Linked DNA regions of Mus musculus: region 1 is linked to region 2. Evidence: chromatin loops called from intact Hi-C (ENCODE). Cell type or tissue: heart. All regions are shown on one strand. Each heading gives the region's core, and the rest is flanking DNA. Links, peaks and the distances in the headings are about the cores only.

Evidence for each region. Peaks named below come from ENCODE experiments on the same cell type or tissue, not always from the same donor. Only the 100,000 strongest peaks of a DNase experiment are listed, where the experiment ranks them.
Region 1: it touches region 2 in a loop (2.8-fold over the local background); 11 of 42 quality-filtered maps call a loop at or near these places.

What each region holds. Positions count from the first base shown.
Region 1 is chr15:86,243,614-86,258,466 of GRCm38, forward strand. The region is part of intron 4 of Tbc1d22a (TBC1 domain family, member 22a); the gene reads left to right. Among named protein-coding and RNA genes, the nearest start is that of Tbc1d22a, 37 kb to the left of the region's middle. In heart, for the core only: CTCF peaks have their summits at 6,821 (motif pointing right) and 9,317; no DNase peak of the experiment used is centred there; H3K27me3 peaks cover 499 bases.
Region 2 is chr15:86,571,328-86,586,180 of GRCm38, forward strand. No RefSeq gene overlaps it. Among named protein-coding and RNA genes, the nearest start is that of Gm34965, 26 kb to the right of the region's middle. In heart, for the core only: no CTCF peak of the experiment used is centred there; a DNase peak (open chromatin) is centred at 5,584; H3K27me3 peaks cover 5,752 bases.

The DNA.
Region 1 (14,853 bases), core at 2,907-10,906, 330 kb before region 2:
ATATTGTGGGACCTTTACAGGCACGCACATAGAACAGTCTCAGGAAGTTGCAGTGAGGTCACTCACTGCATGTCAGTTTTCCGCCTGCCCAGTGTTTTTAACGGTTACCAGTGTTTGTGTTTCAGCAGTTGACATAGGTCGCTCTGCGTTAGGGGTGCCAAAGGAGAGGCTTTTCTGAAGGTACCAAAACCAGGCCTGGAGGCTTTACGTATATGGGCTGGGTTTTTCTCTGGAAGGTGTCTGGAGTTACTGAATCTAGATCAGTCATGCCAAGGATCTTGCCTCCAAGTCACTTGTCCTCTCATTCGTGGCCACAAGGTGGCGATCATTATCTTGTGTCTGTATCCTTCAATCAAAACGGCAGACTTGAATTGTTTAATGTATTTCATTGACATAGATTTGTGGTGCAGTGATGGTTTCATAAAGATGCTGTTACAGAAGTTTCACTGCCCTCCTTCCCTCTCATTCGATTCCTTTTCAAACACTGCCACTTCTACTGTCACACGCCATATGTGTGTAAGGGTGACTGTAAGTATCTGTGCGAAATCTAGGATACACAATGAGAGCAGATGTGCAGTATTTTTTTCCTCTGAGTTGACTTGTTTTACTTAACACAACTCTCAGCTGTACCTGTTTTAATGCAAGTGACATTACCCCACTCTCCCTTATGGCTGAGTAAAACTCCATGTATGTGTGACCGTGTGTGTGTGTGTGTGTGTGTGTGTGTGTGTGTATGTGTGCATGTGTGTGTGAGCGTGTGTGCGCATGTGTGTGTGTGTGTGTGTGCATGTGTGTGTGTCCCATTGTCTGGTCCACTTTCTTGTAGATGGATTCTTGTTGAGACTTTGTAGTTTGGCTGCCATTGACACTGCCACAGTAAATATAGATGTGCAGTCTGTGAGGTGTGAGTCCTGTAGGTCTTCACACTAGAGTGTGATTAGTGGTCACAGTGTGGTTCCAGTTTCAGTTTTGAGGAATCTCCATACTGATATCCATAGCCACTGAACTTGTTTCTGCTCCAGTGGCACCTCTGTGGGTTCCCTTTTCCCTACATCGCCACCAGCATTTGTGGCCACCAGTACTCTGGCTGTCTTAGTGACAGTCATTCCGACCAGGAAGAGAAAGAATGTCACTGTTGTTTAGTTTGTATTTCCCTGATTGCCAAGGCTTTCAGACTTTGGTTTTCATTGGCCAGAATGTAATCTTTTTGAAGGCTGTTTTGTTAGTCCATTTGTTGAGTTCATTGCTTGGCATCTTGGTGTCTCATCTGTTGAGGTTTCTATACATTATAGATATTTCTCTGCCACATGTGCAGCTGGCAAAGACTTCACTCAGTTATTGCCTCTGGTGTGCAAGCTTTACAATTTCCCGCATGTTGACTGGTCATGCCCTATTCTCTGAGCTGTTAAAAGTCCTGTTCTGAAAGTCCCTGATCCCCGCCTCTGTCTGCTTCCTCACGTCTTCCTCTAACAGCTTCCGAATATCAGGTCTACATTAAGGTCTTCATTCCACTGGGAATTGATTTCTGGTTTCATTTTTTTTTTTTTTACATGTGAATACTTGGTTTCCTTAGCATCATCTGTCTTTTCTCCAGTGTATCCTTTTTTTTTTGGTATCCTTGTGAAAAATCAGGTGTCCGTGTGGGTTTGTTTCTGGGTTTCCTCTTGTATTCCTGCACATTGCTTTTGTAGCAGCCATGAAGTTTTAGTTGCCGTCCCTCTGTAGTGTATCCTGAGGAGAGACACCATGCCTCTGTAGTGCATCCTGAGGTGAGACATCATGCCTCTGTAGTGCATCCTGAGGAGAGACACCGTGCCTCTAGTACATCCTGAGGTGAGACACCGTGCCTCTGTAGTGTATCCTGAGGAGAGACACCGTGCCTCTAGTACATCCTGAGGTGAGACACCGTGCCTCTGTAGTGCATCCTGAGGAGAGACACCATGCCTCTAGTACATCCTGAGGTGAGACACCGTGCCTCTGTAGTGCATCCTGAGGAGAGACACCGTGCCTCTGTAGTGTATCCTGAGGAGAGACACCATGCCTCTGTAGTGCATCCTGAGGTGAGACACCATGACTCTGTAGTGCATCCTGAGGAGAGACACCATGCCTCTGTAGTGCATCCTGAGGAGAGACACCGTGCCTCTAGTACATCCTGAGGTGAGACACCGTGCCTCTGTAGTGTATCCTGAGGAGAGACACCATGCCTCTGTAGTGCATCCTGAGGTGAGACACCATGACTCTGTAGTGCATCCTGAGGAGAGACACCATGCCTCTGTAGTGCATCCTGAGGAGAGACACCGTGCCTCTAGTACATCCTGAGGTGAGACACCGTGCCTCTGTAGTGTATCCTGAGGAGAGACACCATGCCTCTGTAGTGCATCCTGAGGTGAGACACCATGACTCTGTAGTGCATCCTGAGGAGAGACACCATGCCTCTGTAGTGCATCCTGAGGAGAGACACCATGACTCTACTGCATCCTGAGGAGAGACACTGTGACTCTGTAGTGCATCCTGAGGAGAGACACTGTGACTCTAGTGCATCCTGAGGAGAGACACCATGCCTCTGTAGTGCATCCTGAGGTGAGACACGGTGCCTCTGTAGTGGGTCCTGAGGTGAGACCCCGTGCCTCTGTAGTGCATCCTGAGGAGAGACACCGTGACTCTAGTGCATCCTGAGGTGAGACATGCTGAGATCTCAGCATTGCTCTTCTTGCCCGGGATTGCTTTGGCCTTTCCCTTCCATGTGAAGGCTACTGATTTTTGTAAGTTGACCTTGTCCCCTGATTTGCTGAAAGTATTTATCAGTTCTAAGAGTTTCCTGAGGGAGTCTATTGGGGTCAAGTCATGTGGTGTGCAAATAAGGACAACTCGACTCCTCTTCCTTTTGTAGCTGTTTTATTTCTTCTCTTGTGCGTTAGTAAGACTTAAAGCAGTGCACTGAAAGAGTGGATACCCATCTTCTGTTCCTGATCTAGTGAAAACTTAGTTTTGTTTTTCTGCATTTTTTTGTGATGTTGGCTCTAGGGTTCATAGGTTCTAGTCTTTATTATGCTGAGATACGTTCCCTCTATTCCTAGTCTCTTCAGGGTATTTATCATGAGAGGATGCTGGAACTACTAAATGACCATGTGATTTCTATCCTCAAATCCGTTTATGATACTGTATATTTATTGATTTGTGTGTGTTGAACCATCCCTGCATTGTTGAAATTAAGCCAAAGTCTATCAGGATGAATGCTTGTGTTGGCCAATTTTATGTCAGCTTGACACAGGTTCTGAGAGGAGGGGACCCCAATTGAGAAAATGTCTTTTTAAGATTGGGATTGATTGATTAGTGATTGATGGGGAAGGTCCAGCCCATTGTGGGTGGGGCCATCCCTGGGCTGGTGGTCCTGGATTCTCTATGAAAGCAGGCTGAGCAAGCTATGAGGAACAAGCCAGTAAGCAGGACCCCTCCATGGGTTCTGCATCAACTCCTGCCTCCAGGTACTTGTCCTGTTTGAGTTCCTGTCCTGACTTCTTTCAGTGATAGACTATGATGTGGAAGCAGAAGTCAGATACCCTTTCCTCCCCAGCTTGTGTTTGGTCTGGTGTTTCATCAGAGCAATAGAAACCCTAACTGAGACAATGCTCTTTTCAGTGTGTTCTTGGATTTGGTTTGTAAGTATTTTCTGTTGAGACTTTTCTGTCTGTGTTCTTTGACGGCCTTAGATTTTCCTATTTTAGTATCTGTTTTGTATTAAAAAAAATTTTTTTTTTAAATACTCGATGTGTGTTTGTGTGTGCAGGTGTGTACCACAAGAGGTCAGAGAACAACTAGTGGAAGTTGGCTCTCTTCTTCTTCTTCCTCCTCTTCTCACCTCTTCTTCTTCCTGCTCCTCCTGCTCCTCCTTCTGTTCCTCTTCCTCCTCTTGCTCCTCCTCCTCCTGCTTTTCCTCTTCTTCTTCTTCTTCTTCCTCCTCCTTCTTCCTCCTCCTTCTTCCTCCTCCCTCTTCTCTTCTCTTCTCTTCTCTTCTCTTCTCTTCTCTTCTCTTCTCTTCTCTCTTTTCTTCTACATGAATTTTGAATATCAAATTCAGGTTATCAGGCACAGTTGCAGGCACCTTTATCTCGTGAGCCATCTCTTTGGCCTGGAATATGTTTTGAAGGTATGTTCTTATGGCTTTTCTGGACTTTGTGGATATCTATCATAATGTTTTTCTTTTCATCTGTCATTTTATTCATTTGGGCCTTTTGGTTAGCTTGGCTAAGGGTTTGTCAAGTTTGCTTATTTTTCAAAGAACCAACTCTTTGTCCCATTGTTTTTTTTTTTTTTTTTTACATTTCCGTTCCATTAATTTTTGCCCTCATCTTAATTGTTTCCTTGCAGCTGCTGCTTTTGAGTTTGGCTGCTGGTTGGTGATAGGGTTGCTGCGCATAGCTTTTATTTGCTGAGGCTTGAGCCTTCTATTTCTGCTTTCTCTGGGCTTGTATCATGGAGGGATGGTGAGTTGTGTTGAGGCCTTTTCTGAATGCGTTGGATGGTTATGTGATTTCTGTCCTCGGGTCCATGTATGCAGTGTTTTACATGTATTGATTTGCTTATGTTGACCTCTCTTTACATCCCTGCAATGAGGTCAGCTTGATCACGGTGAATTATATTTGCCAGTATTTTATCCTCATCAATATTCTTTTTTTTTTTTCCTCATCAATGTTCTTCATCTTATCTCAGTTAATTTTGGTAGGTAACATGCCTTTAGAAAGTCATCCATTTATTTAAAAAACTTCCAGTTTAGTATTTTTATTTTGTATTTTCAAAAATCTTTTTTAAAAAAAATGTTTTAATATGTGTATGTGTTTGCTAAACAAGTAGAAATTCTGATTCCATGTTCATTCATGAAAATAGTCTGTAGATTTTCTGTTTGTGTATGTGTTTCTGGTTTTGTGATCAGGGTGACCCTGGCGTCATAGAGGAGTTTGGCACATTCCTTTCTTTCTGCTCTATTGAGTAGCCTGAGAAGCACGTGTGTGAGCTCTGTGTAAAAGGGCTGGTGGAGTTCAGTGTGAGTCCCCCTGAATCCGGGCTTTATTTTTAGTTGGGAGACTTTACTCTTGCTTTGGTCTCACTGATTATTGTACAGTCATATAAGCTGTTTATATCTGGGGTTTTGGTCGGTCATGTGTCTATATCAACAATTTCCAAATTATTGGACTAGAGGTTTTCCAAGCATGCCCTGGTGACCTAGTGAAGTTCATGCTTGTCTAGTTGAACATCTACTTTGTCATCTCTAGTTTTACTAATCTGTGCCTTTATACTCTCTTGATTAGTTTATCTAATGGATCGTCAATCTTGTTTACCTTTTCAAAAAGCCAGCTCTGTCACTGCTAGGATATTTGCTTGTTTCATTGCTTCTGGCCCTCATCTTTATTGTTTCTTTCTGTCTACTGTGTTTGGATTGGCTTGTTCTTGCTTTCCTAAGTTCTTTAAATTATTTCTATTTCATTTTATGACTATGAGACTCTTACCTGGATACCTGTCTGCATGCCATGTTCATGCCTGGTGCCCACGGAGGCCAGAAGAGGACATCAGACATCTTTGAGTTACAGACACTTGTGAGCTGCCATGTGGGTGCTGGGAATCCAACCTGGGTGCTCTGGGAGAGCCGTTGGTACTCTTAACTGCTGAGCCATCGCTCCAGTACTTTGTTTTTCTAAGTTTTTAACATGTATCATTAAATTATTTATTTGAGGTACTTGCAATTTTCTTTTAAATCAGCTGTAAACTCCCCCTTTGAACTACTTTCACTGCGCCCATAGGCAATAACCTATGAGGTTTTATAGCTTTACATTTTAGCAATTTAACTTTTCTCTCTTTAATCTGATGATTGTTAGGTGTGTGTCAGTCTCCATGGATGCCGTGTTTGTTTGCAGTCTCTCTTGCTGTTGGTTTCTGCTCTGTAGTCCATTGTGATCAGATGGACTGCAAGAAAGCCTTTCAGTTTTCTTGATCCAGCGTGTCCACACTCTGATAATAGTCTGTCTTCTACTTGATCTGTTTTATTGGTGAGGTCTCCACTGAGTTATTTTTGACTTACTTCAATTTGATTTTTTTCAGTATTTATATTTATTGAATTCATCCTTCATTTGCTGTATTGACATCTTTATTTTGTTCAGCTCTTTGTATTGTCTTTGAATTCATTCAGGAGTTCATGTCCTCTTTGATTTTGCCAACATTCTTAAAACCGTTCCTTTGAATTCTCTGGCATCCATCTGATTCATTCTCACTGAGGTCTGTTGTTGTTCCGTTGAAGGAGTCACATCACTCTGACTTCATGTTTCTGCATTGGGACTTGTCCATCTGGGGTTTGGTTGTTGGTTATGTATTTGTTTTTTTTTTTTTTTTAAGATTTATTTATTTATTATATGTGTACACTGTAGCTGTCTTCAGACACTCCAGAAGAGGGCATCAGATTTTTTTTTTGTTACAGATGGTTGTGAGCCACCATGTGGTTGCTGGGATTTGAACTTTGGACCTTTGGAAGAGCAGTCGGTGCTCTTAACTGCTGAGCCATCTCACCAGCCCTGTATTTGGTTTTTATTTAATTTCTTTGTGGTGTTGGAGAACAACCTAGGGCCTTCATGCTGAGCTGTGGGCCCAGTCCCAGAATTTTCTTTAATCACCTGCATGCTTTTGGTTGGGTTTGCGGTGTCTAGGTGGAACTAGCTTATACTCCTGAGGTGCCACTCCCCTCCGCATGCTGACCAGGGCTGTTACGGGACTGGTGGGCATGTAGTGCCTCAGTGAAGAAAATGAGGTTGCTTATGTTGTTGGTTTCTGCCTCAGACAGCAGGGGTCAGCCTTCCCTTAGGAGTGGTCCAGCCCTTAGCCTGGGAGTCACTTCTGAGTATTCGTCCCAGCTTCTGCTTCTTTCGGTTTGCTTCGAGGCTCTGCTGTGGCTTAGCCTACACTTGTACTTACCCTTGTGCCGGGTATGTTCTTGTTACCAGCGCTGTCTCAGCTTGAGCATGACTGCAGGGTGCTCCACGGCTCTGTGGTTCTCTGGGTCTCACTTTCTAAGTGGGTGGAAGGGATCCTCGCTGAGTTTCAGGACAGGCCAGCTCCTTCTGTGAGGTGCCATATGACTGTTCTGGGGTGCATCTCCCAGTGGTGCCGGGTGATTAGTTTTCAGATTCCCTCGGGATCTGCTACCTCCTTGCTCCAGTGATGATGGAGCTTACAATGCTGCTTCTGCTTCTTTGGCTTATTGGTCTCTCCATGAAAACTTTGTTTTCAGTGATTTTGCTTATGGGGTTTTTGTTCCTTTTATCTACTGGCCCTGGGCAGGGGAAGGGAGCTCTCCTCTTCGTGCTTCAGTCCACCATTCTAGATCATCGTCTGTTTGTGTAAACTAGAAACTCAGTATCTCCGTGCTTACCTAATCTCCACAGTCCACTCTGTGCGGTGTTGCTCCTCCTTACCAGACGTTGACGGCTCAGATCCATCATTTTCTTCCAGATTCCTAGGGACACCAGAGTGCTGCTGGTCTCTAGTCTGCTGTCCTCTGCCCTTGCCTAGTAATGGAAAGCAGACTTTTGAGTGGAGTCATGGACTGTCCAGCTATCTGGAGTGATGTTGGTGATGTGGATGGTACTGGTGAGGATGTGGTAATCAAGGTCGATGGTAATGACAGAGAAGAAGATGATGGCAGTGCTGCTGCTGCAGCTGACAGTGCTGATGGTGACAGTGCTGGTGGTGACAGTGCTGGTGGTGACAGTGCTGATGGGGACAGTGCTGATGGTGACAGTGCTGATGGTGACAGTGCTGATGGTGACAGTGCTGATGGTGACAGTGCTGATGGGGACAGTGCTGATGGGGACAGTGCTGATGGTGACAGTGCTGATGGGGACAGTGCTGATGGTGACAGATGTCTGCACGTATCTGTATGCCTTTGTTGTATATGGGAAGGTCAGGAGTGTCTGCTGATTCCATTGTGTGGGTGTCATGTCCAGGACAGGCTTTCTGATGAAGCCTTAGACTGTGTTGAAATGGTCTCAAAGGGAGACATTCACAGTGCCCAATGTTGACAGCAGAATAACACTTTCTCCAGATGAGGAATTCAAGACAGGTGGTGAATGCCAGGCTGCTGTCACAGGACACTGCACTGGGCACCTCATAGGACCCACATTGCTTTCCAAGATCAGGGGTGGGCTGAGGGTTCTTCTGGTGAGGCCTGTCCTCTTTGTTGAAGATGTCACTTAAACTTTGTCCCCATATGGCTTTGCTTTTGTATATGTACGGAAAGAGAAATAGAGCAAGACACAGAGAAGGAGCAAGGATGGAGACAGGACAGTGCTAGAGTTAGAGAAAGAGAGAGGGAGGAGGGAGACAAGGAGAGAGGGAAGGAAGAGGGGGCCAGAGGAGGGGAAAGGAGGAGGGAAAGGGAAGAGGAGGGAGAGAAGTGAGCGAGTTAGAGTTAGTGATAGAGACAGGGAGGTTGGAGGGAGAAAGCTAGAGTTAGAGAAGGAGAGAGAGGGAGAGTGGGAAGAGCTAGAATTAGAGAGAGCAAGAAATAGGGAAGTAGTGGGAAGGAGAGGAGAGATAAGAGGAAGGAAGGGTTGTAAAATGATAGAGAGGCAGAAGGGGGAGAGAGAAGAGAGATGGAAGAGGGAAAGGAGACTCAGAGAAGGGAGAGAGAGAGAGAGAGAGAGAGAGAGAGAGAGAGAGAGAGAGAGAGAGAGAGGAGAGTGGAGAGAGGAGAGAGAGAGAGAGAGAGAACATCCAGTTAGTAATAGCTGGTGTAAGAGAGTTACACTTGAGGTGCCAGCACTGCCCCACTAGAGAGGTCCACCCTCATGACCTTGTCTGGCCCCAGCTTCCCCTGTGTGGACCTTGTGTGGAAGGACTGCAGTCACAGTGGGAGTTGGGCCTCACTGTGCATTTTGAAGGACACACTTCTATCTATAACAAATAAGATCTTTTTTTAACACATGATATTACTCATGTATTTGTTTTAGTTTCTAGAAGTTGGGATAAATGGATTATAGAAAAGTATGAAATCGTCACTTCAGGCCCTGGCTCTTATCGTCTTGGGAGGCAGGGTGGGGTGGGCACAGGTCCTGCTGTACCATGCCTAATACCAACAGGGTTGCCTAGGCATTGTCCTGCTACCTCCTTAGAGCTTCCGTTTCATCCCCTGTAGGATGGGTGATGGTACCTGCCTGCAAGCTCATGAAGGTGCGATGAGGCCACCCCAGGGAGTGGTTAGTGAGGAGCCCGGTGGCAGCCGCCCCTATTTCTTATCTGTGCACACTCCTGCTCTGCTTTCCCCCAGAGGCTGTGGGGGGAAGTGCTGTGATTTAAACTTTCTCCTCTTGTTAATGTTATGTCATAAGCCTTTCCATGTTGCTGCTTCCTCCTCAACCACCACTTAAGAAAGTTCAAAACTTTGTTCTTTAATGTGCATGACATGTTCTTGTGTGAGTTCACACACACTGTGTGAATACAGAGGCCCAAGGAGACCAGAAGAAGGTGGCAGGTCTCCAGGAACTGGAGTTCCTGATGGCCGTGAGCTACCATGTGTGTGCTGGAAAGTGGAGCCGTATAAAAGGAGCTCTCTCCAGCTCCTCTCGCCATCATCTTTTGAATGGCGATACAATGATTCGAAAACGATCTTTATGTAAAATTGATATTAACATTGCATATCCATCCGAGGCAGCATTTTATTTTCGTGCTTCATCAAGACCTTGACATGTTTTGTGGTCTTCAGAATCAGTCTTAAGCTGCAATACCAGGAATGCTGTTCGCTGCCGTTCTGGGGGTGGGGGAGGCGAGGCCTGCCTCAGAGTCTAGGGAACGGGGTGCCTCCTTTTACTGTTGACTCACTAATTACTTTAATTGAAAAGCTGCATTGAACATAGAGCTGGAGACTTGGGATGTTCCCGGAGGGCCCACACAGGGACTGCTCTCCCTCTGCCGTCCCTCAGCTGCCTTTCTTGTCTCTTCTGAGGAGGAGGCGGGGCTAAGCACACTGTCGCCCTCATGCTCTTTTACAGATACAAATGGCAGCATGTAGGTGGCATGTACTCATTCTTTACTTAGAAATAAGCGTCGATTCCAGGAGCCTGGGGACAGGAGGCACCCAGCATGCACGTTCACTCCGCCCCCTATGTGCTCACCAGTTTCTTAATGCCACAGGAGCCAATCAGCATTTGAGAAAAATACTCTTTTATCAAAGTCGATGTAACATTAAAATAACACACAACAGGAGATTATCTCAGGGCAGACAGCTTAACACCCCCACCTCCCAGTGGCCATCTCCTTGAATGGCTGTCCTGCAGAAGATTGGCAACTGGTCCTTCATCTGAAAAGGTTTCTGTAATAGTTATAAACCTGAGGACTTCTCATTTTTACTATTGAGTGAAGAGAGGGCCCTTCCTGTGTCTCTGGGGTGGCTTCTTCAGGTGTTTCCCATGACCAACAGAGCTCTTTTGTCCGAACCCAGGTACCCACTTGAAAGTGGTTTGTCAGAGCTAGAGAGATGGCTCAGTGGTTAAGAGCACTGACTGCTCTTCCAGAGGTCCTGAGTTCAATTCTCAGCAACCACATGGTGGCTCACATCCATCTGTAATGGGATCTGATGCCCTCTTCTGGTGTGTCTGAAGACAGCTACAGTGTATGCATCATATAAATAAAAATAAATAAATCTTAAAAAAAAAAAAAAACCCAAAGAAAGTGGTTTGTCAACTCTTTTCTTTGTCATGTGTGGACTGTGGGGACCATGGGTGCCACTCACTCATACTACTGACATCTAAGATGACAAGAAGCACAGGTAGCCTGTGCACAGCACTGACACTGTAAGTGGTAACCAGGCATAATCTACCCGCTTTTCCCTCTGGTCGGCAGAGGCTGTCTCCCTGGAACATGTTGGTGCTCAGGCTGGTACCCTTCCATCTGTATTAGTTACCATTGCTCCTGCTGAGATAGAATGCCAGGGAAAGCAATGCACGGAAGAAAGGGTTTCCTGTGGCTCACAGTCTGAGAGCTCATTCCATTATGGCCAGGGCACATGGTGGCAGGAAGATGAGGCAGCTGCTCCTTTTGCATCTATTAGGAAGCAAAGACCAGTGCTGGTGCTTAAACTGGCTTCTCCTTTCCTCCCTTTCTATTCAGCCTGGGACCCCAGCCTGTGGGATGGTACCTCCATGTTCAGGAGATGGGTCTTAGTTAATCTTCTCTGGAGCCACCCTCACAGACTCACCCCGAGATGTGTCTCCTATGTGATTTCACATCTGGCAGCACTGAACATTAACCACTACACCATCCTGTCCAGTTGGCACCTGCAGCCTCTGAGGTAATTGCTCTACTTCACATCTTAAGCCCAGGTTCTTGGGTAGGAACGGGCATTGAAGCCACACCTCTCTGACAGAGTCCTTATGTGCTCTGCGCTATCAGTCCTCTTCTTGCTGAGGACTTGGAGCTTAGTGGGAAGACTAAGCATTCTGGGTAAGTTTAGAATGTAGCTGTTCTCTTGTTTTGTGTTATTCACGGGCACTGTAACACTGCCTAGTATTCCCACGTCCACTGCAGCACTACCTAGTAATTCCAGTTTTCAGCTATTAAGCTGGGGGCTGGAGAGATGGCTCAGAAGTTAAGAACACTTGATGGTTTCCCAGAGGACCTGTGTTTGAATCCCAGCACCCACATGGTGACTCACCACTGTCTGTAACTCCAGTTCCAGGGCATCCAACACCCTCTTTTGTCTTCCTCAGGTGTTTTGTATGTGGTACATGGACATACATACAGGCAGAATACCCATACACACTGTGGTAGTTTGAATGAGAATGGCCTCCATAGATCCAAATGGGTTGCACTGTTAGAAGGTGTGGCCTTGTTGAAGTAGGTGTGGTCTTGTTGGAAGCCGTGTCTCTTCCTGCTGCTTGTGGATCCAGATCAGAGTTTTCAGCTACCTTTTCTGCCTGCATGCCACCAAGGTTGACAAGAATGGATTAAACCTCTAAACTGTAAGCCAGCCCCAATGAAGTATTTTTCTTTGTAAGAGTTGGGTAGTCATGGTGTCTCTTCACAGCAATAGAACCCTAACTAAGACACACTTAAACTAAAAATAAATTATTCTTAGGAAAAAAAAGCCATAGTCGAGTGGCCTCACCCACTTAGTGTAAGGCAGGTTCAGGGTTTCCTGAATGTGCCTCATAGCAGGTATGTGCTGGGCACAGAGGCTAATACTGTGATACCAGGCTTCTGTGACAAGGCTTTGGCATCTGGTTCTGTGCTGCAAGGCTAGCTGATTGGAGGGGGAGCAGCTGGCAGGACAGATGTTTGGGGGTACTGTTGTTGGATATGCCAAGAAGAAGGCACAGGCTCGCCCCGCTCTGACCACTCTTACCACTCTTACACATAAGTAACTGCTTGCCCAGGCCTGACGTGCGCTGGAAGGCTATGTGCACACTTGAGTGTATTGTCCGAGGCTGGTGTTCATGGGTGAGTCCACGGGTATGACACCACACCTGTCTTATGAGTGTGATGGTAGTGACTGGAAGATAGGGCAAGGCCACCCCTAAGAAAACGCTTAGGAAAAGGGAGCAGGGCAGGTAGATATCCCAGGAAGCAGGGCAGGGGTGGGGTGGGGGGTAGCTGTGGTTCAGAGCCGTGTGCAAGCAAGCACGGTGTGCCAGTCATGGTGCCAGTCATTCCCAGCCTCAGGGTCACCCACTGGTGAAGCAGCCCTTGAAGTCAGGTTGTCCTGATAGAGCTGTTCTCAATTGGCCGGGCTGCACGAGTGTTGGTTCTGTGACAAAAGCATGGGCAATGGGCAGAGTGCAGCTGGCTGCTGGGCAAGCACTTGGTTCTGAGAGAGCTGGCATGCCAAGAAGAGAGCACTGTAGGTGGAGAGAAGGTGCTGACATCTCCTCCAGATCTGCCTCCACAGCCTCAGATCTTCTCACTACTGACACCTAGCCTTGCCTCAGTTTCTCTGACGGTAAATGAAGGAGGTGGTGGAGATGGTTGTCAAGATCTGAAAGCCTTCCAGATTTGGACTTTGTTCTGGGATTAGCTGAGAGCCGTGGGATATTTGTGGGTAGGGAAGTAGGTGACTGGAACTGTGCTTGGGGGAGGTTAATCAGGCTTCTGCTCCTTTGTGACAATCCCAATGGAAGGCAGGAAGTAGCAACATGTGGGCAACACTTTGAAATTCAGTAGCAAGTGAATTAGTTGGGCTCTGAACTGCAGCTGTTCGGAACTCCCTCTGTGCCATTTTTGGGTCTGGCAGAAGCGCCTCTCCCCTGCCGCTGCCTCCTCCTGCTTGCTCTCTCCCTGGCACCAGCCCTTTCTTCTCTGCACACCCTGTGGTCACAGCAGGCTCAAGTATAATGAGGCTGTTTGGAGCTGGCTGGTGGCAGAGAGAGAACTTGGGGTTGTTCATGAATCAGGATCACAGGCCACAGACAGGATGCTGGCACTCGAACCACACAGGCCCAGGGCTTATACACACTGGCTACTGAGCTCTGGGGTCTCCTCAGCTGCTGTTCCCAGCTGACTCAAGGGGGTAGCACAGCCCTGGTTGGAACAAGCTACTGTCTGCCATTTTGGTGGCTGCCAGGCCTTTGTCTGGTTCTTTGGAATCATTTTAGAAATGGGTTTCAGGGACTGAAGAGGTGGGAATTCGTGGCAGGCTCATTGTGATCTAAGGTGGATTTCAATTGGAGGTGTGGGCAGGCGGCTCAAGCTATAGGTGACTTTTCTGAACTTAGTATCTTGTCAAGTTCAGAGACTGCTACTCCATTTCCTTAGACAGTTCTCCGACCCCTCCAAATCCTAGCTTGTTTGTTTGGAGATAATCTTGCACCTGCTTTTACATTTTTTTCCCTTTAGTTCCCTGCCAGTCTATCTGGTGAGTATGGTTGAATAGTCTTGCATGTTCCAGATCTACTTCTTATATCCAGGCTGCTCCAGAGACTCATGTAGACCCCCCTGCCTCTTGTCCTCTCCTGCAGTCTTAGTGCAGGGCACTGGCCGGCACTGCTAATGCCCTTGGTTTAAGCCCTTCCAGTGCAGGCCATTGACTGTACAGCAGAGCCCCGTTCTTTCTCCCATCCGTTTATGGTTATTTTCTGAATAAATGTCTATGGAATTAGTAAGACACACATTTCCTTTGTGTGCTAGTTCTCTCGGAAGCCATTAGAACTCTTTTGTCTTCTATGCTTGAAAATCATCTCCATTACCTAAAGCACGTAGTGAAGTGTAACACCTGCTTAGCAAAGCCATTTTGACCCTCAGAGAGAATGCAGCATTTAATTTATGGTTATGTCATAGGGGATTTTAAAGTTTCTTTGGCTAGGATGGCTGACTCTTTTTTTCTTTGAGAGAGAAATCTTATTTTCATCTTAAAAGTTTCTTCTTTTTCTTGGGGTAGGAGGAGCATGCTTTTATTACGAGTGGAGATTACTTCATTCAGTTGCAGGCTGTAGAGTGTTTCCTGAGACAGGAAGGCAGCAGTGCTGTGAGTGGCTGCTGGGGAGGCAGGAAGGAGAGGCACAGTCTGTGTCCAGTCCTGGGACCACAGTGAGGGATGCAGTCCTGGGACTGTAGTGAGAGAGGGTGCATTTGATGGGGCTTGGTTGGGGTGTGTTGTAGTGCCAGGATGGCTGCCTATGTGCCATCTGTGCTGCTGGCTACTCTTGTCAGGGGAGCTTCCACCCTGGCCCGAGGCAAATGAACTTTACCTTTACCCAAGTTGAGTCCCACCATGACTTGGGTTGAGTTCCATCTTGATTAGGGACTGGAGCAGGTCAGGGCTGTGTAAAGAGGGGATACCTCGTGGGCCAGAATGAGGTCTGAGCATGGCTGCAGTGCTGG
Region 2 (14,853 bases), core at 2,433-10,432:
TCTTGGGCAAAGTGAGGGTATCTCAGTTCTTAGCAAGAAGGTGGTACCTGTGGCTTCATGGGAGTTTCCTAGATATGACCCCCCCCCTCTGGGATATCAACACTTCATAAAAGACCTTGAAGTTCACTGACCTTTCCTTTAACCATTGGGGAAACCAAGTCCTTTGTTACTGAAGTAAGAGTGGAGACCAGATTCCTGGCTCTTGGATCTAGACCAGATCTCTAGCTCTTGGGTACAGCTGTCTTCTATATCCTGTCATATGGTTTTACAGAATCTTCATGAGGCATCTCAGATAGGAAGCCCAGAGAGCAAGACACAAGCATCCCAGCTCCTTGAGGAAGCTTGCTGGTGCCAAGCTTCCTCTTCACCTCCACAAAACCCATACCTACTGCTCTCAGATGGCTTTCTCTGCTTTGCTGAGGAGTCTCCATGCTATAACTGTGTGATGCCTGGCCTATCCTGATGCCTTCTCTGGTTTTTTTTTTTTTTTTTTTTTTTTTTTTTTGTCTTCAGCCACACAGTGCCAGATCCCAGGGCCCAGGTGGACTCAATTGCTGTATGTTGGTTCCAAGTTCACAGGAGAAGGGCACAGCTTTGGCCATACCCACTCCTTCTCTCATTAATCATCCCCAGAGGGAAGTCACATTGTCTATCAGTAGGTAGAAATGGCTGTCACTGACCCAATGCTAAGAACTCAGATACTCTCACTTTGCCTAAGAGGTAGAGTAGAAAGCTTTCTGGTTTCACAGAGGCAGGAACCCTGCCTCTCATGGCCCCACCTACAGCCTCATCAATCACAGCGCTCAATCAACCACTGCTGTCTGTCCTTTCCTGCCACATCTGCCTTTCTCTCCTTTGCCCAGGCCCCTCCTAAGCAACCCCAGACACCCTTGGCTCCCACCCACAGAGACCCAGTAGCCATGGAGTCCTTGCTTGTGTTGGGGATCAGGGAATATCAAGTGCTTGTGAATCAGTGGCAGAGTGGAGAGAAGCCACCTCAGCAGCCCACACAACCAGCTTTGTAGGTTTCCAACAAAGGGTGGTCATCCCTGCTGGGTACACGTCCCTAAGAAATGCCCTGTATTTTCTTACCATGGTAGCTGTGCTATGCAGTGTATTGGGGAAGCTGAGACCTGTGGCCAGGTTCTAGCTGTTACTACTGGAACCCCAGAACACCAGTTCCAGTAGGCCCACCAGGTCTTTTCCCAGCAGAGACAAACGTGGAATCATAATGGCTGCTCAGTCCTGAGGCATGGTGACCTACTAGGGAACTGCCTGCTTTCTGGGAGTTGAAATCACTGGAAAATGAGGCTCTTTTGGTATCTTGGGGATGTTGTGCTGGGTACTCTGAAGACAACTGCCCTTTTCTCCCCAAAATGTCACAACACAATGCTTTGTGACCCTTCTCCATTTCTCATCTCGCCCCTTAGTAGCCTTACCTGTGCTGAAGGCCTTGTTGTGGACAGGCAGCTGTTACTGTCCCCTTGGATGACTCATCCTTCCAGCTCCTCCGAGGCCCTGCAGATTTCAGGCATCTCCTTGCCAGTGGCCTGGCAAGAGAGTCTCATGTTAACAAACCATGCTGGACCTTGTGGGAGACATAGAGACCCCCTAAATGGAACTGCACCCTTAGGAGCTGGCTGAGGTGGACAGAGCACTGGGCACGGAGAAACTCTAATCAGAACCTGAAACCCAGAATGTCATCTCTTAGCTCTGTCTGCTCCTGACTGGGTCATCCTGTCTCAGACTCAAGTACAGACTGCAGAACCAGCAGTGCTTAGCTGAGAGGGAGACTGAGTGTGGCATCTCCTCAATATGTAGAGATGGATGGATGGAATGGGTGTGCTCTGGAGCATTTAAGGCGGCGGCGGGGTGTGGGGGGACGATGACAACGTGTCCACCAGGAGGAGGCTGATCAGCATGAATGTCATGCAGCTGTGTCGGGTGTTCCCATCCTTACATGGCCACATGCATTGCATATCATGGTGCTTGATGGTCCCTGAGGCTGCAGTGGATTTAGGGGGCCATGGTACTTGGTCCTGAAGCCAACAAATGGCCTTTACTTACTGTTGAACATCATAGGGGAAGCTGGGGCTCCATTGTTTCCATGAGGCTTCCTAGACACAGTGGTGCAGCTGGTTTGGTTCCCCATCACCATTCCTGAAGGACTTACCACTGACTCCCAGGGCAGAAGGCAATCACCATGGAGGCAATGGGTGGCTGGCAAATGCTAAGGTGTTCAGTGAGCAAGGGAGGAGGCTTGCCTGAGACCCCTGGTGGCCAACGACTTCCAACACACAGGTTTTATATCCCTGCTGGGAAGTCCCATGTAGGGCAGGCTAGAGGGCCAATAATATTGTAGCTGGGAAGTCACATATGACCAGCCTGCTCTGGTAGATGTGGCAGGATCCAGGAACTATTTTTGGTGAGTAGCAGGGCCATCAAGATTACAGGGAAAGGAAAGTATCTTGCCTGGAGCCTCTAACATTTCCTGTGGATCCATTTCTCATCAATCTGTCCACCTTTCCATCCATGCATCCATGCATCAATGCATGCATCCATCCATGCATGCATGCATCCATCTATCCATCCACCCATGCATCCATCCACCCACACACCCACCCACATACCCATCCATCCATGCATCCACCACCCACCCATCCATCCATCCACCCACCCACCCACCCATGCACTCATCCATCTATGCATCCATCTATCCACCCATCCATCCATGCATCCATCCATCTAAGCATCCATCTGTTCATCCATCTATCTTATCATTCATCTATTCTCTCAACTGTTCTTCCATATGTCTACTTCCCCTTCCATCCATTCATCTACCCACATATCTTTCCTGTTGTCCATTCATCCCCCACACTTACCCCCTTCTACCACAGTGCATGTCTACGAACAGCTTGTGTCTCAGGACAGTAGCTGCACCACTCATAGAGCTCTTAGTTGCTTGCCCAGCAGACTGTCTTCTTGGCAGAGCCCTGCTGTGGCAAGGCTGCATTATACTGACCACAAAGGAGGTCTTGGACCACAAACTTGTGCAGCCCGAGTCTATGAGCCCAGTGAGGGAGGCCAATGGGTGCTGGCTTTCTGATAGCGATGCTGATCACAAAGCCGGAGAATGCCCTGGCTGGGCTGCAATACAGCTCTCTATGACCCCTTTCTCCCCTGGGCCCTCCAGAGTCTTTGTCCTTGTGACCCAACCTGACCTTTTACAAATCCTCTTTGTCCTGGAGCTTAACCCAGCTTCTGTTGCTTGCAACTAGGTTGAGCTCCTCTTCTTGCATTGGTGTTGTGCAGCTTGCTACTTGTGACAGGGGGAGAAAAAAAATGGCAGTACACGGGAGAGAAGGCAAGCACGCAGGGATGTCCCACGGGGCCGTGCTTGTTAGAACACCAGGGGAGGAGGGCACTGGGAAGGCGGAGGTGGAGGGAATCCCCCTAATTAGGTGGCAAGGGGAGGTCAGGAGCAGAAAGGGATATTGGGAGATGCTCAGGAATTTATAGGAAAAGGGCAAGAGCTAGCTGGGAATGTTAGCCTACCACAAAAGCTTGTTCCTGAGACTGATCTAATGTGACAGGGGTGACTCTGTCATCCAGCCTACACGCCAAACAGGCTCTTGAGGGCCTTGGTATTCTAGGGATCAATTATGCCCACTAATCTAGGTGGGTCTCACCCTATACCAAGCAACTAAGGAGCATGGTATCAGCCCTGGAAGGCTGCAGATAGAGCAGAGGCCAGACACCCTCCCAGCCTGCATGGGTCTCGGTGGGTTTAGGTCTGAGAGACCATCAGCACTGGATGTAGGGAGGTAGAGATCAGCTTTGTTCTGGTGTCCCATGTCCCCAGTGACAGACAGCAGGATGCACACCCCAGGCTACAGAACTTCCACTTAGAAAAGAAACTGCCTTTATATGCCCCAGTACAGGGGAATGCCAGGGCCAAAAAATGGGAATGGGTGGGTAGGGAAGTGGGGGGGAGGGTATGGGGGACTTTTGGGATAGCATTCTAAATGTAATTGAGGAAAATATGTAATAATAAAACATATTTTTAAAAAAAGAAAAGAAAAGAGAAGAAACTGCCTGGCAGGTCCTTACTGCTTTTGGGTCCATGTGGCCTTCTGTGGGTGGGTGGGGGCGTGGCTCACTGTCCCTATGAGGGAGAATCTGGCCACAGAGGAAGAATCATCAGGAAAGTCTGCAGGTGACAATAGCAGTGACTGAGCTTAAGTAAATGTGTCACTTGTGTGCTGGCAGTGACACATGAGAGCAATTTTAATACAGAACACAGAGGTAAATGTGAGTTCTGCCTTCCCCATTAATTCTTATTATTGATACCAGTGAATCTGTCTCTATCTTCTGCTCTAGAATCAACCAGAAGCTGTGTCCCTCCCTCCCTCCCTCCCTCCCTCCCTCCCTCCCTCCCTCCCTCCCTCCCTCCCTTCCTCCCTCTCTCTTCTTCCCTCCCTCTGTCACTGTTCTTCCCACCATCCTTCCTTCCTTTCCTCATTTTCTTCTTTTTGACAGGCTCTTTATGTGACCAAGGCTGGAGTTAACAATCTTCCTTGAAGAAGGTGGTCCCTACTGGGCCTCCAGGGTTAGGTGCTTTTAGCATGGGCACAGCATGCTATAGGGAACTCTGTTCCCCTACTGTAGAGGGATCCTGGGATTGTCCCATGCTGGATGTGTGGCCAGTGCTGAAGGGGAGCTGGGGACCCAGCTGTGCAGGGCCTTAGGTAGCATGGGACCCCCTCACACACCTTTGGCAGCCTCGTTCTTAATATGAATGGAAACCCCAGAGCTCAGGAGGGGTTTGTTCCAGAAAGCCAACTTTTAGGTAAAGAGATATGGGCATGGGGTGAGGACAGATAGCGGGACAGCTCAAGGTCAGGGAACTATAAGAGGCCTCTCAGCAGCACCAGGGCAGAAGAGGTCAGGAGATGCAGGCAGAAGCCGAGAGGGAGAGGGATGGATACCCTCTAGGCTGGTGGGGTTAGCAGCGGGAGAAGCTGTCTCAGTAGAGAATATGGCACCTGGACCAATCCATCACTCAAATAGTAGGTGCGGTGGGCACTCAGTGAGACCTGCCCTGAGCCCCTTCCCCCCGAGCCCAGGGAAGGATGTTGTTCTGCTGTTTCAGAGGCCCTTGCTGAAAGGCTTCCCACCTAAGCCATCAGCCCTGAGACCTGCCTGGGTCCTGAGATAAGAGGGTGGCACAGTCTAGCTCTGCAGAAGTGCTCTTGCCTGCAAAGTGGGTGGAAGCGGGCTAAGTGCCCTCCACACATGGAGCATGGCTTCAGAGAGCTCATCTGAAATAGATATTTCCATTGCCAGAGGGATTTATTGACAAAACTAGCCATCTATTAACATTATCTGGGGACTCTGCTCTGGGGAGAATAGACACTATAAATCTTAGTTGTGTGGAAACTCAGGAGCTGGAAGGCTTTAGTGGACGGCGGATAGAAAGTCCAACGAGTTCAGACCTGTTTATTTCACTTAGAGGGAAAGAACATTCTGTACCCAGCCAGGCAGGAAATGGCTTTTGGGGACGGCCACTTAGCCCAGCTGCTGGCCCTGAAACTGTGGGAGTAATCTTTGCCTGCAATTAGAGCAAGCAGTTCAGAGAACCACATTTTGCAATCAGTGATGGAAACCTCTGGAACTTGAGGCAGGTGTCCCAGGGCCTGATGGGAAAGAAAGCACACACGACAAGCTGTGAGCTCAGGCTCCATTGTCCAGTGAATAGGTCCCTGTGTCCAGTCACCCAGAGCATATTAGTGGCCCTGGTGTAGCTATCAGTTGAACCTCTTTTCTCTTGTTATACCCCCCGATATTGATGGTTAATGACATGATTCTTGTTCAGGACCCTCTCTTGCTCAATCTGCAAAAAAATCAGTCAACCCAGCTGCCTAGCTTGTTTCCCAGGGCACAGGGGAGTCTCTGAGGTGTTATATCTGAGTGTGGACAGTGAGAGTTGAACCCATGCATTCTGCCCCTGAGAGGCTGCAGGTGGCCTTACTGGGGTATAGAACAGAGCAGGGCTCAAGAGCACAGGCACCACTACTGGCTAACTGGTCACCTTGGCTCAGCTCCCAACCCTGTGCCTTAGCTTAGTTTTGCTACAAAATGGACAAAACATAGACTTCTATCTGTGGTCAGTAAGGCGTCTTGTCTTTCTTTCTCTTTTGTTGTGGCATTGGGGAGGGAATCTAGGACTCCAGTGTAGGGTAAGTCAGAGCTTTCCCTCTCAGCCACACTCCTAGCCAGGTGGGACTCTACAATGGATTTTGTGTTAATTCCCTGCTTGCTGCCAACCCCCAAACTCCATGGTTTTCACAGTAGAAGTTTGTCACTTGCCATTTCTGGGTCCCGAGATGAGAAGTCACAGTACTGTCGAGCTGTGCTCCCTCTGGGTCTGATGGAGGAGCTGATTCAAGCCTTTTTCTTTTTTCCTGAAGTTTTCTGAAGTGCTGACCATCTTTAATGTCCTTTGGTATTTAGACACATTATTTAATTCTAATCTCAGACCTTCAGTGTCTCTGTAGTGAGGAGCCTAGGATGTGGGTACCACCCTTGAAGACCAACCAGACTCTCTGCATGCTTTACTCTGCCTCTGAGACGATCCAGGATGCGCTCTGAGGCTGCCCACTTGTACTGCAGTCACTTCGGGGACCACTGTCTAATGTGTCCTGGGAAACTCACTCCGGTTAGAAGGCTCTGTGCAGCATGGCATCTTCCCTGTGGAGAGTGGCTAGAGGGAACCTCAGGGCCACTTACAAGTACGAGGGATTCTACTTTACCCTAAGGGTCCTATTCAGTCTTTCCTACCTGTTTTGGTTAGAAGGCAGTGACCCTGACTACCCAGAACCAGTTCATGGCTTAACTAGTCATCTCCACAGAGCTTTTATGGGCTAGGCCATTCCCTTGGTAGCAATGCCAAGAGTCCATCCTTTGGAAATGTCAAGAAAGGACCTTTGCAACCCTTGAGAAGTGCCAGAAGATGTGAGCAAAAACTGGAGTGGCTTCATCCCTCGGCACTTGGCAGACATAAAGCAAGAGAGACATCAGAAGGCAGGGGAGCCAGCTGAACCTCGGTTTCCCCAACACAGGGAGCCAGGCCTTCTCCTTCAGAAACCCCAAGGTCGCTCTCAAGTCTATCCTGCTCCTTGTGAGAAATGGGTGTGCCCTTTCCCGGGTGAGGGGTCACTCAGAAAAAAGGCAGCAATAATTAATATTGATGGTGCTTCAAATGTTAAGACTTAGAATTAAGTTTTTTGCAAAAAAGGACAGGGTCGCATGTAACCAATTAGACAGTGACTTGTTCATGGCCTCACGCCCACTTTTGGGGGCAGAGCGGCCCTCATTCGGCTCTGCCAATTAATCTCACCTCACCTTCTTTGCTGGGAGCTGAGCCGTCTGCAAATTGAAGGGAAAGGAGATGCTGGCCAGTCGCAGACACATAGACCATCTCCCGTTGTGCAAATGCCAGCGAGAAGGAAGCACCGATCAATTTGCAGGGCTGAGACTGCAGACGGCCCTGTGAGGAGAGGCGGCTGCACTGTGCCCGGGTGCGGGTGTGAGAATTAATGAAGGAGAGATGAAAGTACGCGGGCATTTGAGATGAAGCCCAGCGGGTTATGAGGGTTCAGGATGAATTTCAAAATGCAGAGATTGCAAGGCCATGGACTAATTATCTGGCAAGGATGGACTGGAGGAGGCTACGTCTACCCGCTCCACATATCCAGGTGGGAAGTAAAAGAGGTGCCCGCTGGGGACATTGGTTTGGCAGAAGGGGTGACTGTCTGGACTGTGATCTCCTGCACCCGGGGTCTTGTAGCTGCAAGCCTGGGGTTAGACACTCTTCCTTTGGGACTCAGGTATAGACATCAGCAGGTTTGTTCAAGCTTGCCTGCAGGGAGGAGGCAGGGAAGGATTTTGCAGACCTGGTGTGCTCATTCCGGATCCCTCCCCTGCATCAGCACTGCCCTTCATGTAGGGACTTCACCCCTGTGACCAGGCTGTGACCATTCTAAAGCCATGCCCATGTCAGAGATGAGAAGAAGACAGACAGCAGAGGCTCGATTTCCAGCTGGCCATTGGCAGAAGCTAGGACACATCAGGTTTCTGGCCTCTGGGCCATATGCTGGCTGCTGAGAAGAGCAAGACAGTTAAGTCACCAGAGCAGGATGCAGGGGTTGGGGTGGGGGTGGGGGTGGGGGCACTTGTTCTCAGCAGAGAGAGAAAATCAGTGATGAGTCTGGGTAGGTCTCGGGGCCATAGATGACAGTGAACATGTGGCTTCAACTAAAGAGCAAGGTCGGAGGAAGTCCTCCTGTCCTTCTAGAAGGCGAGACCTCACCGCAGGTCTGAAGTGCCCTTAGGTCACCTGTAATTCACTGGGGTTCCAGTGTGAGCTTTGGGAGTTCTCCCCTGGGCCTCAGAGTTGAGGTGGCTGTGAACAGCCTAGAGATACCTGCCCTGTCACAAGCACTGCCTCTTGGGGACAGGCTTAGGAGAAGGCTGAAGTGGATGTCAGCACCCATCAACTGTTGATGCATATATAACTAACCACACGCCAATCCAGTACCCCAGAATACCTGTCATTTCTGCATGCTCAGTTGGACCATAGTGGTTGATTCTACCCACCCGCCAGGCTTCATGGGCACAAGTGGTCCAGCTTGCTTCTGCTTACTCTGGTTAACAGGCCCTTCCGCAGAACAGGCTGTAGCTTCCTAGCATCTGGAAGAGGGAAGGCAGGGCTGGGCCTGGTAGTCAAGGGCTTCTGGGCCTTTCCAAACCCCTGATCACACTTGAATTTTACAAAATCCACTTCTTTCTGAACTCTCCGGCTTGCCCAACTTCTTTCGAACTCGGCAGAGTGGAAGCAAGCTGCCCACTCCCAGGTGAGTCTGTGAGTGGGCCAATTGCAAACTCATAATTAAAGCGATTTGACAAGAATCGAAGAAGACTGGCCTCCACCAGGGGTTTGCGGAGATAATTACCAGTGTGCACCAGGCTATGATGGGTATGTGAGTCTGCAGGGGGGCAGGGAATGCCGGGGATCTGAAGGGAGGATGAAGTGAGGATGTGTGTGTCTTGCAGATTTGTAATCATGAGTCCTCCATTGACATCTGAGGGGTGAAGGTAGGTTCTGCTTCTTACGACTTTAGCAATACGGGTTTCCTTACACCCCTACCCTACCGGGAGGAGCCTCTTTGAGCTCAGTTTCTGAGCAGTCCCTACAAGGCAAAGTAGGTAGTGGAAGGAGTTTGTGGATACATTCATTTGACCTTCTGGGTCTCTCCAGATCAGGGGCCATACAGATCATACCCCCGGGCTCTCTTCCCCACTGCCTTTCTCCAAAATGGCTCTGCTAGATCTCTTTGAGAGCTACACCTTGCACTTGGCATGGGAGGGGCCTAGATCTTCCAGGCTTTCTAGACCACTCTTGTATTAGGTAGTGTACTGGCTGGTTTTGTGTGTCAACTTGACACAGGCTGGAGTTATCACAGAGAAAGGAGCTTCAGTTGGGGAAATGCCTCCATAAGATCCAGCTGTGGGGCATTTTCTCAGTTGGTGATCAAGAGGCAGGGGGTAGGGGGGCAGGGCCCTTGTGGGTGGTGCCATCCCTGGGCTGGAGTGCTGGGTTCTATAAGAAAGCAGGCTGAGCAAGCCAGGGGAAGTAAGCCAGTAAGAAACATCCCTCCATGGCCTCTGCATCAGCTCCTGCTTCCTGACCTGCTTGAGTTCCAGTCCTGACTTTCTTTGGTGATCAACAGCATCATGGAAGTGTAAGCTGAATAAACCCTTTCCTCCCCAACTTGCTTCTTGGTCATGATGTTTGTGCAGGAATAGAAACCCTGACTAAGAGAGGTAGTTTGTTTGTTTGTTTGTTTTTAAAATGTAAACCTTTTGATATTGTTGGTGTTTCTCCCTGAACATTCTGGAACACCCTGGAAGGGTCTTCCTAGTCTCTCTTCCATACTTCCACTCCTGGAACTGGGAGGCTACAGGACCTGCATTTGAAAGGCTCTTGGGACTCATCTGATATCTTCTGAGCTTTCAGAAGGAGCCACCAAGGAATAGCCCTTACCCAGCCTGTGTGAGGAATCCAGCTCACCCGAGATCTGTGCATACGCCAGATATCCTGCTGAACCTGGACTGGTCAGCTGAGCTGAGGTGGCTTGCTGATCCAGGAACATTCCAGATCAGGGGCTTTGTGGGTACAAGACAGGATTATCAAATGGGACCTTCTCTTTGAGCTCCTCACTGATTTCCAGGTTTCTCAAAACAGGTGTGTTGTCCTTATATCCACTTCATTGGAGGACAGTTATTCCAGGTACCCAGGAATAAGTTGCAGTCTGTCCATAAGCCAGATCTCATTAATGTACTAAAATGCTCACTTTTCTGTTCTTGTCTAAACTGCCTGCTTCCTGTTCCTTCCCCTCTTTGTGAGGCGGGAAAGTGGGCTAGCTTGGTGAGCAAGCTGTGAGTGGTTCTCTCCCAAACCTTGTGAAGATCCTGGCCATGCCAGGGGCAGACAGGCTCAGACCACTGTCAGCAGACAGAAGAGATGAGGGTCCAGAGAGTGGACTGAGAATAGTCCCTGAAATCTATCAGGTAGAATACCCCTTGGACCCAGGATGTGACCATGTCTGGACACAGGGACTTCACAAAGTTAACTCAGCTAAATGAGGCCGTACAGGTAGACCCCCATCCAACACCACTGGTGTTGTTATAGGAGGAAGACCACACCCAGATAGGCACAGATGGCTGAGCTGGATACACACCCAACAAGAAGATGTTTTCTAGGGTGAGGAGAGATGCCTTGGTAGAGCCTTGCCCTTCCACACTTCACACTTGGCCATGTAGCCTCCCCTGTGAGAAGATAGATGCCTGCTACCTTGGTCTCCCCAGCCTTGCTTATGGCTAAGGCTGAGCCCATGCTGGCAGCATCTGCTGCATCTAGTTCACAGGGCCTTGCTCATTGGCTGGAGGCGACAGAGCTAGCAAAAAAGGCTGAGGTATGCTGGACACCTGTGGTGCCTATGTATTCCCAGTGAATGATGCCAGAGAGTCAACTGGTGTGTGTGTCCCCAGGGACCTTGGCCTCCATCTGGTCTGTGTGGGAGAACACTCTGTGTCCTGCTAAATTTCCAAAAACCTCTCTTTGGGTCCAGTGACTGACATGGACACATCAGAAGCTCTGCTAGCCTCAGCAGGCCTGACAGGGCCTTGACTTTGGCTGGAGTGTGTCCAGAGGCTTTGGGGCTGCTTCCGGATGCTTCCGAATGAGCTGTGAGGAGAAGACTGTGGGAAGAGGCCACTGCACCTCTATCTTCTCTGAGTCATCTTCCAGTGCACGTGGCCCGCAGGGGACTGAGGTGACCAGATGTTCCTTAGGGACCCAGCCTGGGCTAATGGCTCCTTGTAACATCAGGAGCCAATGGGCCTTGGGCATGCTCCAGCCAGCTGTAGGCAGTGCAAGCACTTAGGCCTAGAGAGCTGACCCTGCTATCCCCACAGTCACTGGGTGCATATTGTCAGAAGAGCCCTGGCCTGCAAGGCGTGGCTCTGCTCTCACTCAGCTGACACTTGATTTGAACATTGAAGCATGAGTGCCTGGTCATGTGACCTTCCAGTCATCCTCAGTGGCTGCTACTGCCTTTCTTGTCTGTCATCTGTTTGCAAAGTGGCTTTTGATGTGTGCTGAACAGTCGTTTTGCTCTGATTAATGAATTTGCCCTCTCTGGATGCTGATAAAACTCTCTTAGGTGAGGTGTTCCATTCTAAGGATGAAGAACCAGGGCCAGAACTGTTGCTGTCTATTCACCGGCCAGTGACGAGCAGGGTTTGCATCTAACAGTCCTGCCTGGCGGCTAGCTACCCAGTCTCTGGGCTGCTGAATATTGCTCTTGTCCCCAGGGCCATAAATACACCCCTCCTGCCAATGATCACAGCTTTACAGTATAGAATGGTATGGGAAAAGTTCCACATGATACAGACATTGAATATTGAATTTAAGCTCCTAAATGAAACCTTTTCAAAAATGAAAATTGGGTTTTTGCGATGGCTCAGCAGGTCGAGGTGCCTGTCACCAAGCCTGGTGACCTGAATTCAATGTCCGGGATGCTCATGATAGAAGGAGCAAAGCAACTCCTGCAAGTTGCCCTCTGGTCTCCACGTGTGTTCTGTGGTGTGTGCACCCTCTATAAATAAGTAAAATACAATAAAAAATAAGATTGAAAAGGAGAGTCAGACAGTGCCCTTGGTGCACGACCTTGTGTTTGAAATGGCCTCCGGTGTCTCCGGGCTCCGTCTTCTCAAAGCACTGATGCAAAGCTTTATCCAGACCCTGGGGTCATGTGATCAAACACCTCTTGCTGCCATTCTGCCCATGGGCAACCTCACCTCGGGACTGACCCAGGTCCTTGACCTGGTTCTCTCCTCTAAGCCGAATGTGAATCTTGTTCTTCTCAACTAATGAGTTGTTCTTCTCTTTCACTGACAAATATAATGTTGGTGTGTGTGTGTGTGTGTGTGTGTGTGTGTGTGTGTGTAACCATGCAAATAGGTTTTGAATCTAGCTGAAATTTTTATATAGACTATTTCAAAATAATGATGACATTTTCCTTGCCATCCACAGATGTTGCTCCCAGGACTTTAATAATTCCTCTTCGGGCTTCAAATTATAACCGTCACTCAACGTCACTGACGAGCTGTCTCCAATTGCATTTTTCCAAAGACGATGCTTTTGCTTTGAATCCGTAAACCACATTGTGAAGCGCCTTTGCATTTCTTTATGCTTCTTTCTATTTTCAAGCTGAGTTTGTGCTGGTCTTGGAAGTCTGTGCTTAGGCCACAGGGAAGGCAATTTCCACACCCCAGTGAATCCACTAGGGTGGAATGCCCCTTCCTAGCACCATATCAGGAGCCAGCCTTCTCTGCCCAGAGTTCACATTGCAGAAAGACCACCATACTTGGGTTCCGACCCTGTTCTTTGTGGCTGTCTGCAGACAGCAAGGCCCCCAGCAAATGCTATCTCCTCAGTTCCACCATGCATTCATCTCAGAGCCATAGGCATGCTTATCGTTCAGAACCTTGACCTTGGAATTTTCTGGAAGGAGTTCCCCTCCTCCAGCTGCACTGGTTGCGACTTTTGGCGAGAGCGCTGGGCACATCTTTGAGTTACGTGGCGAACTCTTTCTGTGGAAGTTTGTCTAGGTGGCAGAGGCTCCTCAGTGCATTCTTCGTGAGGAATCACATCTGCAAGCTCGCGCAGCAGCCCCGAGTGAGTGCTGCTTTCTTGGCCTTTGTAAGCTTTTCCATGCAGACCCTGTGCTTTCTAGACCTGGGAGATGTCGTAGTCTTGGCAAGCTGGGGAGTGGACAGCCGGGGGAGGGCAGCTCAGAGGGGCAGAGAAGTGTCAGTTCTCCCAGAAGCCATGATATGATAGAAATGAACCACATCTTTTCTGAGAAGAAGGGACCCCATTCTATGTTTCTGAGCATCTGTTCTGCATCTGTTTGTTGGATGAACTGCCTGAGAGCCCAAGGCACACCTACCTCCACATGTGACTTCACTTAAGGTTCCCCCCACCTAGCTGTAGAGTCTTCCCCACTGCCCCTAACTCTCTGAGGCCACCTCTCTGTTGTCCATAATGGCATCTAGACTGCTCTAGCTCCCAACTTATCCTGGCTCCTTCTCTGTTTCTATGGTAAAATGATGCCCAAATGTGGGAAGAAAGGGGCTTATTTTATTTTATAGGTCATAGTCCATGGTCAAGGGAAGTCAGAACAGAAACCTGGCGGCAGGAACTGAAGCAGAGGCCGTGGAAGAGTGCTGCTTTTCGGGCTGCCTCACTGTGGCTTACTCAGTTTGGTTTGTATGCTGCCCAGGGGTGGCACCACCCACAATGGGCTGGACCCTCCCACATCTGTCATTGGTCAAGGACAATGACCCTATTGACATGCCTACAGGCCAATGAGCAGAAAGACCTTCCTCAATTGCGATTTTTCTCTTCCAAGATGACCCTAGCTTGTGTCAAGGTGACAAAACAAAACAAAACAAAACAACCTAACTGGTACACAGCTGAAGAAGAAAATCTGCTCCGATTCCACAGAAGCTCTGGCTAGTACCCCTTCTGCTTCCAGCTATGTGCTAGCCCCACCCATGAGCCCTTTCTCCTTTCTATCTTCCCACCCTACCCCAGTATCTCCTAAGAGAATAGCTTCAGCATCCATGGGTAGTCATTTCCAGGATCCTCTGCAGAAACACAAACCTGCAGATGCCGAAATCCCACTTATAAAATGACATGGAACTCTTCTGTAAAGCTATGCTTGTTATCCTACACAGTTTATTTTGTTTTGAGCATAGTCTCCTTTCATTGCTTAGGCTAGTCTAGAATTTTCTGTGTTGTCTAGGCTGGCCCCAAGTTTGTGGTTCTCCTGCCTCAGCCTCCAGGTACGTGGGTTCTAAGTGTGCTCTCTTGCCCCAGGCTCTTTCCTGTTGCTGAAGTTTGGATAAGGAACGCCCCCATGGGCTCATGAGTTTGGACACTTGGCCCCCTGGTGGTGGTGCTGTTTGGGAAGGTTGTGGAATTGTTAGGAGGTAGAACCTTGCTAGAGGAACAATGTCACGATAGGTGGGCTCTGAGGTTTTTATAGCTAGCCCTACTTCCTGTTCCCTCTTCCTGCTTCCTGCGGTTGGATGAAATGTGATCTCTCTGCTTGCTGACTGCCAAGCCACCCACACTCTCCTGCTATAGGAGTGTAATGTATATGTCTACCTGGAACTGAGTGTACAACAGGCACTTAACTTCTATGCTTTGATGGTGTGAGT